2 separate regions of the Mus musculus genome follow, and region 1 is linked to region 2. The links are chromatin contacts, found by Hi-C in ENCODE. All regions are on one chromosome and are shown on one strand. Each heading gives the region's core, a stretch centred on a gene start or an enhancer-like site at or near the end of the contact. The rest is flanking DNA. Distances are from core to core; before and after follow the strand shown. Region 1 holds the start of Dmac1 (distal membrane arm assembly complex 1). Region 2 holds the start of Kdm4c (lysine (K)-specific demethylase 4C).

Region 1 (4,924 bases), core at 776-3,275, 1.0 Mb before region 2:
ACATATGAAGAATTCTGAGTACCAGCAATTATAATAAATAGCCTCTGTTTCATTGCTGGCACATCACAAATATATGTAGCACAAAGGTATAAAATTAAAACTTTCCTAACATATCTTTTTCTATGATGTAACACATGGAGGCATTTGATTAAATATATGTATAGATATATAGGTATCCACAGAAAGCATGCATAATTTATTTCTATCCTCTATACACATGCACACACACACACACACACACACACACACACACACACACATATTATTCCAGTTTCCTTTAATTTTGTTTTGACCTATTTAACTACTTCTTTATTTTTACATTTTATCCTTTCCAAATATCACATTTTATTTGAGAAATTTAAATATTAAATTCCTCTTCAACAAAAACATTTTAAATGTTAATCAGAATGAGAAAATCTTTTGAAAATTGTTGCTCCATTTTTACCCGTTTTCTATAAAAGAAACCACCTAAACTCAAAAATAACATTTTCTTATATGACTTTTCCTTGGGAGACAAGAACAAACATTTACTAATCCCAGACAGGGCACTTGTGGACAACCTACTAGCACTGAAACAATTCTAAGCTTAGCTTAGTGAACCAGGAAATTTACTGAGCTGTTTCCTGAACCAAGGGTGACTATTTTGCTGAAAGGCTGACCCAGTATGGGGGTTACTCATGAAAGCTGAATCTCTGGGGCACTTTGCTCAATTTGGATGCCAACTCTGTAGGTCACAGTCCCCTCTGCCCAAGTTTTATTGTGTATATAACCTTAGGGTTGAATATTGTTTTTAGGAAATGATGAATTTGTTTTTTGAACCTTCTATGTTTCCTTTCATTCCTGGGTCTTTAGGAGCCTCCCTTCAGGTTAGAAGGTGTCAGTTTAGAGGAAACTGCTACATAAGAATTTAGTTTTTACCAATATCCTCCTGAGAACAGCAAGCACAAGAAATAGATAGCCAACTGTAAGCAGAGAGAATGAAAAGCGAGCTGAGACTGGAGTTGGTGACACCTGTTGTTTTGCAAAGACACAGTCAGAAAGATGCAGTCTTTTGTTTTCCATGTGTGTGTTGTGCATGTATATGTGTTTGCATGTGTGGGTACAGATGTGTGTATGGTCCCAGTTGCCTCTGGATACCAGGGATTACTGTCTAGAGTCTCTCTTGAATGCTTCTCACGTTATATGTTAAGGCAAGCACTCCACCTGAATCCAGAACTCAGATCGTGGCTAATGTAGCTAAACTGTTTCTCTTGTAGTTCATCTCCTTGTTCTGACTGAGAATTATAGATGCCCTGCCATACCCACTCAACATTCTGTGGGTTCTGAGCATCTGAACTTATCTTACATTTCCTGCCCGCAGAGCAAGCACTTTAACCACAGAACCATCTCCTCGGCCCTTTAAAGCTCATCTGACAGGATAAAAATGCAAAAGTGTAAAAAAAAGTCATTAACCTGAGTTTGCACCTAATTTTTTTTATGAGAATTAAAATCATAAATATGACACAATTGAGAGCACAACCTTAATAAACAAAGAGAGTATCCAGGTAATTCAAACACATTTTTAATATCTTGATTATATCTGTATATTTCTTTCAAAGTAAGTACAATGTGAAAACTTTGAGCCTTTACTGGTCTATCTTGTACTAGGAAACGAGTATGTTGAGAAACGGCAGAATACACAGAATTGCAATAGGTAAGCACTTGGGTAAGAACATACAATTACTTAGAATATAATCTCTGTTGATTAGACTTCATGCCAGGACCTTAGTTTGTGTTAGTCGGGAAGCTTAGAGATCCACAGTTTTTCTTTAAGAAGACTGAAATCTATACTTTCATAAAGTAGTATAAAACAGTTTCTAACACACCGGGATGAGGCAGCCTTGACTTTTGAACTTCTGGATTACACAAGCCTCTGAGGCGGCTGCAGCTCCGCCCTGTTCCGCCCGGCTCCTGCTGCAACTACATTTCCCAGAAGCGCGGCGGCTTTTACGTCAGCGTGCTGCTTTCCGGCAGCATTTTACAGCATTTCAAAGTGAAGGCTCGGCTCGCTGTGCACTCTTCTGACATGGGGTCCTCTTTTTCGGGGAGTACCGAGTTTTCCGCTCCTGCCCCCCCAACTGTTTCCACAGCGGTTCCCGCGAACCCACCCGCGAAATCCGCCGTGCCGGCCTCCCCCGCCCGGGACCCTGAGTTAAAAACCTGCTGGAGTTGTCGCGTGCTGTCGGGCTCTACACTCTTCGGGGCGGGCACCTACGTCTATTTGGTGGCCAGGCGGCCCCTGAAGCAAGGAATCCCACCTGGCCCAGGCACCGTTCTGCAGATGGTCATCGGCATCAGTGAGCAGGAGCGGGGACAGCGTGAGGGGTGGGGTGGGGTGGGTGATTACTGGGACGCCTTTCCCCTCACGGCCCTGTAAGAAAGATTACCGAATGATCGACCTTTCTTCTTCAACCATGAGAGGGTTAAATAAAATGCTTTATGCAGAGCACTGGGTAAACTAAAATGTAATATACAAAAGGCACTTTTTTTTCTTGTTCTTTTTTTCAGGTATTGCCTGTTGGGGTGTAGTTGTTCTGGTAGACCCCAAAGGGAAGAGCCACCCAGTTATTTGAAAATACCAGCAGTTCATTGTTGTCTATCATCACTGGCTTCTGGGCAGACAGAACAAGCGTTGGGTTGGTGGATATTCGTTGCACACACGGCCAAGGATGTACTTAACTGTAAGGACATACCGAGAAGATTGTGAAGATATGAGCTGTCATTCTTTGGCCATGGATGCTTACGGTTTACCCCCTCTCAGATTATAAAGAGACAAATAAACCCCTTGGAAGCAAACATGGTTCTCTGTCTTGTCCAGGGAGGTTATGTGCTGTTCAGTTTATACTGAAAGATAACGTTTTTGAGAACATATTAAAATGGGATAAATGATAAACCAACAGCAAAATAAACTATTTTTTAAATAATAAGTAGTTCTTTTAATTTTTCTAAACATATCAACAGTTATTGGCAACCTAACCCTAAATAGGTACATGAGAGTTTTTCAAACTTTCCAAATTATCTTCAAGTCCACCCCTGATTATATTATTGCATCTGAAAGCCTTGGACCTAGCCATTGGGTGTCCTTTAGTGGCTCATCCGTTCAGTGATGGAGCAAATTTTTCTTCCTAGTTCTGTCTTTCACAGCTGACTTAGTTTCAGAGAGCCAGGAGTTCCTTTATACATTAAATGTCAGTATGTAATAAAAGATGTAAATGAAAATATTTGAGAAAAATTCCAAAAGAAAAATCTGCTGATGGCTTTTTCCGTAGATATTTAGGATGAGTTTATAAGGGCTTTAAAAAGTTATAAAAGTAATGTATGCTTACTGTCAACTAATACTGAGGCTTCTCTGCAAGCATGTTTATTTAGGTGGTTCTTCAAAGCAGAAAAGGACTATGAAGTTCAGTACCAGTTTACAAGTTTTGACTACTATTTTGAGCAGATAATATTGTTCAGCTGGAACCTCTATACAAGCTGGGAAACCCCATCTACCTCCTTCTACCAACCCTGCATGCACTGGGAAAACTCACAAAGAATAGCACCCAAAACCCAGTTCTACATATCTGGGAGCCGATGCAGCCTGCCTTTCTGACATGGCCAGCCCACTCAAGTGCCCGCCAGTATATCCAGCTTTTGACCCTCCATACATGGACACAGCCCCAGCTCCTGGCCAACACACCATCTCCTGAGGTCTATAAAACCCTCGTGTCTTAGCCCTGACTGTAATATCCTCAGCCCTGGTCTTGGAGACTAAAGAATCTGCAAAGAAGGAGTGCCAAATCTGCATTTATTTATATCACCAAGAGAGAAAATACTTAATAATTATTACTTTAATATTCTTGAATTCTATACATTGAATATGAATTATTTTGATCATACCTCTCATGCTATTCTTTCAACTGCTTAGCTACCTCTGCAACCCTTCCTTTCAATAAGTTCCCCTCTTGTCTTTTTTTTTTTTTTAATGATACACCGAGTTTAATTAGGACTACTTGCATAAGTATAGGTAGGAATCTTAAAAATCTTAAAGTAATGAAGTGAATTTTGTTTTTTTGTTTGTTTCTGAGTATATCAGAAAATTGTCTATAATGACTGTAATGGTGCCATTTATTTATTTATTGTTTGGTTTTTCTCAACCTGACACTAGTGTTTTCAATTTAAAAAAGAAAATCCCCTTTTAGATTGCTTATGGGCAAATCTGGGATATTTTCTTGATTAATGATTATGTGGGAAGGCCCAGCCCACTGTGGATAGTACCACCCCCTCACCGGTAGTCCTGGACAGTATTAAAAAGAAAGCTGAGCAAGCTAAGGGCAGCAACCCAGTAAGCAACACTCTCTGACGTTAGAGTTTCAGTTCCTGCTTCCAGGTTCCTGCCCTGAGTTCCTACATTGGCTTCCATGATAATAGACTGTAAGCTGTAAAACTAAATTAACCCTTTTTTCCCCAGGCTGCCTGTAGTCATGATGTTTTATCACTACAGTAGAAACCATAATTGAGTTAGAGTATATTTGACATATATACCCTAGTCTACAATGTTACTAATAAAAATGGTTATATTCATCTCAACCTTTAACACAACATGTATTTGGGGGTTTTGTTTTTTATTTTCCTGAGAAGTGTCTTCAGTCCTAGTGCTGAGTGCTAACTGCCTAGAGTGGTTGTTACTGAAACCTGGGTGACTATAGCCGTTTATCAAAATAGAAGTGAAGTTTACTATATTTGATGGTCTTTTACATCAAATATTTCTCTTTTCCAATGTTGTTTGATTCCATTGTACCCAGAAGAGAACTTCAAGAATGGAAATTATTCTCACAACCCCTACAGCCGTTTCATTAACTGAGTTTTTAAGAGTCTTAATCACTTATTGACATTTCAGCTAAGT
Region 2 (5,234 bases), core at 2,244-4,743:
AAACATGAAGAAATGGAGCTGGTATCCGAATAGAAACTTTAACAGTGCTGGAAGGCACTTTATACCATACCAGAGAAGGTGGTTAATCATCAGTATCACCCAGCTACAAACCCTATAACCTACAACAGTGACCTGCCTGCAAGGGATACTGGTATTTACTGCAGTAAAAAACCACTTTTTTATTGAACTTACCATGAGACAGAATCCATGACACTGATTAAGTGGCTATGGGTCTAGGAAAAACATCTCCTGTTACTTTGCTAAGGACACTGCAATAAATGACTGCCCTTAGCATGCTGCTATACCCACAGATCAGAGCCTCACTCAGCCAGCATCACAGAATCTTGCAGTAGACAGTAATTAAAACAGAGACCATCAGCTACACCATATGCAGAGTATGAGAGACTTTGGAGCACTCAGGTCTAAATGGGATATCTTCATCAAATTTCTCCAGTCCCAAACGGGCGTGGTGGTGCACGCCTTTAATCCCAGCACTTGAAAGGCAGAGACAGGCGGATTTCTGAGTTTGAGGCCAGCCTGATCTACAGAGTGAGTTCCAGGACAGCCAGGGCTACAGAGAGAAACCCTGTCTCGAAAAAACCAAAAAAAAAAAAAAAAAAATTTTTTTCTCCAGTCCCAGATCAAGGGACTGAAGACCAAGAAGGTGGAAAGACTACAAGGCCATAGCAATGGAGGACTCCAGAGAAAGAGGGCATCTTCCAGACACAACAATAATGCACATATGAACTCATTGAGCCTGTGGCAGCATAAAAAAAGATATGTACAGCTTCAAGCTAGATAAGGTCTCAGCTAAGAGGGATACGTGTACCTGTAGTCCCACCACTAACCAAGAAGCTATTTGTAATTGATACCACCTGCAAAAGTCAGTTCTATCCAGGGCAGGCCCTGGTGCCCAGAATTAGTTGACCAAGACGAAAGATATTCATATTCTATCCCCCCTTCTCTTTCTCTTCCTCTCCCCCCCACTCCCTTTGCCTGGGCCTGTGTCTGTGTGTATATATACACTTTTTGTTCTGTTTAATTGTGAAACTGATTTTTGTGTGTGTGTGTTTTGAGTTTTAGTTGGTTGGTTGAGTTTTGTGGGGAGTTTGAGAGAGAAAATGAAGTATGTAAAGAGGTAGAGAGAGGATCTGACAGGAGTATGTGGAGGGAAAACATCAGGATCAAAATCTATTGTTTGAAACAAGTATAAATAAACAAAAAATGGTATTTACAGGACCATGAAATATTAACATACAAAAAAAGGAGACAATTTTTTCTATTCCATCGCCTTAAACACTCAGCCAGAACTACTGCTTCAAAGAGAATTTTTTTAAAAAACCTGCATTACATATTGAACTTAATGACAGTACAGAATGTACTTGTTTTATCATTTAATATCTAGTAAATAATAACGGGTATCAAGGGTATAGCAGTAAGAATCCTTGCTACAGAATGTAGGACTGGAAATGTAGCTTGGTATAGAGTTTGCCTACCATGCGCCAAAGCCTTGAATTCAGTCCCCAGGTCTGAGTCAAACAAAGTAATTCCAACACTCAAGAAGTAGAGACAAAGATCACCAATTCACCAATCTATGTGGGCTACAAGAGACAGTCTCAAGACAAAAGGAAAGGAAAGAGAGTGGGGTGGGGGAGGGAGGAATTAAGTAAGTTTTTTAGTACCATAAAGCAAGCCTTAGCGTTGAATTTTATTGTATTACCAATTTCGTGGAGAACTGTAAACATTATGTGTAAACTCTAAACACTAAAATGGGAAGGTAGAAACCCTGTCTCGAAAAACCAAATAAATAAATAAATAAATAAATAAATGAATAAATAAAATAAAATAAAATGGGAAGGAGGTCCTAAAACTACTTAACTAGGCAGTGCATTCCAAAACAAAGCATGATAGGTTACCAGGCCAGCAAGCTTTAAGAAAACATTAGTGAACATGCTCAATAGTAAAAAAAAATTTTTAAATTTTAAAAACGAACTTTTTTTTCCTTTTTCTTTTTTTTTCTTTTTCAATCTTAGAGACCGAACTTAAGGTGTTCAGATACTAAGCATTGGCCCTACCACTTGAGCTATATATTCCAGGCGGTGGGAACGGACCGTAAATTTTAGAGAACAAATAACCAGTAGCAGTGCAGAAATATGACCAGCAGGAATCCCTGCACTGGTGATGCAGAGGCAGGTGGATTTCCTGGAGCACCAGGTTAGCTACCATACAGAGTTCTAAGTTGGGCAGGACTACATATAAGACCCTGACTCAAAAAACAACCAAAAATACCAAAAGTTTTAACCATCACACTTTTAAATTAGAATACTAATAACTTTTCCCATAGAAAGAGTTAGGCTCCACTCCCTTCCGCCCTTTTTAAACGCAAAACTCAAGTGGGTGAAATACAGCAAAGATTGGTGCTAACCTAAGCTTACCGAGCCTATCAAAAGCGTCTCCCGGGTTCCGAATTGCTTCATTTCTAACGTAAGCTTTCTAAGCAGTACTAGGTAAATCACCAAGTGTGAGTGACCGTACTGAGTCCAAGATTTAAAAAAAAAAAAAAAAAAAAAAGTTGGTCAAGTCTTCCAAGTCTTCTCTCAGAGCACCTGACTGACTACGTGCGAGCTTGCGGGCTCAGCCACACCGGCGGCTGCCTTCTGGGTCCCCAAGAAAATCCTCAGAACTGAGTCCAGCTGCTTTCACTGCTGAGCAGAGAACACCAACTTCCAGCCCGAGCTAGACCGCCTGCCTTCTTGGCATTCCCATCGCACAACACGCCCTCTCTCCCTGGCAGTTCACATGCCGCAACGAAGTCGCATCTATTAAGCGCCCACTGTCTACCCCGCATCATGGCTCCCCCCAGGAACCGCACAAAGAAATGGCCTCAAGACGGAGGAAAGAAAAAGGGAAAGATCATCTGCTAGGGCCAAGAACGAACCCGAGTGAGGGTCGGGCTACCTGCTACCTCGCGGATCCGGACATCCCGACCCAAGGGAGGCTCGGAGGACGCACAGGCCCGGCCTTCCTGGAGTCGGCCGCAGAGGGGTCGGTCGGCGCCCCAGACCACACAGGCGTGGCAGTCCGGAGCAACAGCACCTCCGATCGGCTCCCGGGAGGCAGGCGAGCGAGCTCCCGAATCCCGAGGGCCAGAATGGACTGTCAGGGCCGCCTCCTCCCTCCCAGCTGACTGCTTTGCACCGCGGAGCGCCCAGGCCCGTGCTGCCCTGCGAAGACCGGACCGAGGCCGCCACCCTTCCCGCTCCGTCCCGACCAAGAAGAGGTTACCTGCGCCGCTGGCGGAGGTCCAGACGCCACCCGAATGAAAGGGATGAAAAGTGCGGCCTCCCCTGAGGGTTTTGGGAATCTTTGGAAGACTTGTTCCGCACTGGGTGACAGCTGTTCGCTGCGCACGCGCACGGGGCGCCACCACGGAATCCCTCCGCCGCGCTCCCCTCCCTCCCGGCTCGGAGGTGGGCGGGAGGCGGCGCGGGCGCGCAGGCTGTGCGGGCTGCCTCTGCCTGCGTGTGGCGCACGCGCCCCCACGTGACCGCTGGGCCGGGCGCTCTCTGGGTCACGTGGGTCTCTAAACTGCTTAAAGGTGCCCGACTTGAAGCCGAGACTTCCGCCTCTTGCCTAGTCTACGCTTGCCGTGCTGTATTTCCTTTTGCCTTGGGGACAAGCTCGCCTCTTCTTTCTCAAAGGAGGAAAAACACTGACGAAGCAGAAGGAGCAGGTGCGCAACAGATCTTTGTCGGATCACTCACTAGGTTCCCACAGGGGCTGGACCTGAAATAAAATAGTACACGAACACGCCTGCAGGGACTCGGTGCGAGTCTATGGCAACCCTCGGTGCAAGAACGGCTGGCTGATTTTTACCTCGAGTGGAGGTGGTCAGGAAGGCCAGACTCACGATGACATTGTCCTGTGCCGGTACACCAACCAGTGGGCTGCACCTCTGAGCCTACTTCAGTCGGAGATCCCAAGTGAGCAGTGTTCCCAAATTCCTAGCAACCAAGCCTGCCCTTGAGCAAAAAGGTCTAATACTTAAAGACTAGAGAAATCTTGATTAGGGATCCTGAATTGAGTTACCTTCCTACACGTCTGTGTAAATCTGACTTCCAAGACCGCAGAGGAATCACACAGATCTCAAACTCTTACTTCCAGATAGGTGCCTAAACACTAAGCGTTTTGCAAAGGCTAAACAGGTTTTACTGTCCCACAGTTCCTATCTGGGTTTTTTTGTTGCATTTCTTCTAGTTACTGACCAGGCATATACAAAAGTGAGCACACAGGACCATCATTTTACGTGTTGTTAGAAAACAAGGATTTCTAATGAATGTGGTGCATACTTATAACCCAGGACTTGGAACAGAGATCAGAGGACTAGAAATTCAAGATCATTCTCAACACATCATAGACCTGAAGTTAGACTGGGCTACATGATATGCTGTCTCAAAAACTGATCACCTCTTTAAAAAAAAAAAGCTCAACATAACTATTTAAATGTACTTAAATGTGTTTTTTTTAATTTATTTCTTTTTTTTTTTTTTAGGGGGAGCACTGTAAAGACAGATGGGATATGGTTAATTAACTGAAAGATAATGAGATCTAACCACCATATTTCTTTGACTGGAAAAACACCGCTTGGGGGCTAGAGAGATGGCTCAGTGGTAAAGAGCATCGACTGCTCTTCTGAAGGTCCTGAGTTCAAATCCCAGCAACCACATGGTAGCTCACAACCATCCGTAATGAGATCTGACGCCCTCTTCTAGTGCATCTGAAGACAGCTACAGTGTACTTAGATATAATAATAAAAAAATAATAATAATAATAAAACACAGCTTAGGGTTTGGAAAAATACAATTCTAAACTTACTTAACTTATATATAGTCAACTGGTAATTTTTCAATGTGGATATTATAGAGATTGGCAACCATACTCCAAAGCAATTGAATATACTAAAACTATAGTTACATATCTTAAATTTTAGGGCGTTTTGTGAACTACAAAGATTGCACATCTATTATTAAATAATTGAAATAGTTCAATGAATAAGTACTCTTATTATCCTTGCTAAGCAGAGATTATCAAGGCCAACGTACTGGCACACACCTTTAATCCTAGCACTTGGGGGACAAGGAAGGCAGATCTCTAAATACAAGGCCAATTTGATTTACAAGTGTAGATCAGTGTGAGTTGCTGAAAGGCAGGGATATATGTGAGAAACCCTGTCT

The links. Hi-C counts contacts between places; a loop is a spot of excess contacts on that map.
Region 1: a map of T-helper 1 cell shows a loop between it and region 2 (5-fold over the local background). The contact joins the promoter of Dmac1 here to the promoter of Kdm4c in region 2. A Hi-C loop is called at or near these places in 2 of 37 maps with a recorded cell type or tissue (T-helper 1 cell and regulatory T cell).

The regions. Positions count from the first base shown.
Region 1 is chr4:75,275,393-75,280,316 of GRCm38, reverse strand. It overlaps Dmac1 (distal membrane arm assembly complex 1), which reads left to right and starts at 2,025. Exons shown (of 2, transcript NM_025849.4): 1 at 2,025-2,336; 2 at 2,548-2,966. The coding sequence starts at 2,066. The coding sequence ends at 2,612.
Region 2 is chr4:74,250,138-74,255,371 of GRCm38, reverse strand. Kdm4c (lysine (K)-specific demethylase 4C) reads right to left here and starts at 3,493. Exons shown (of 22, transcript NM_144787.2): 1 at 3,286-3,493.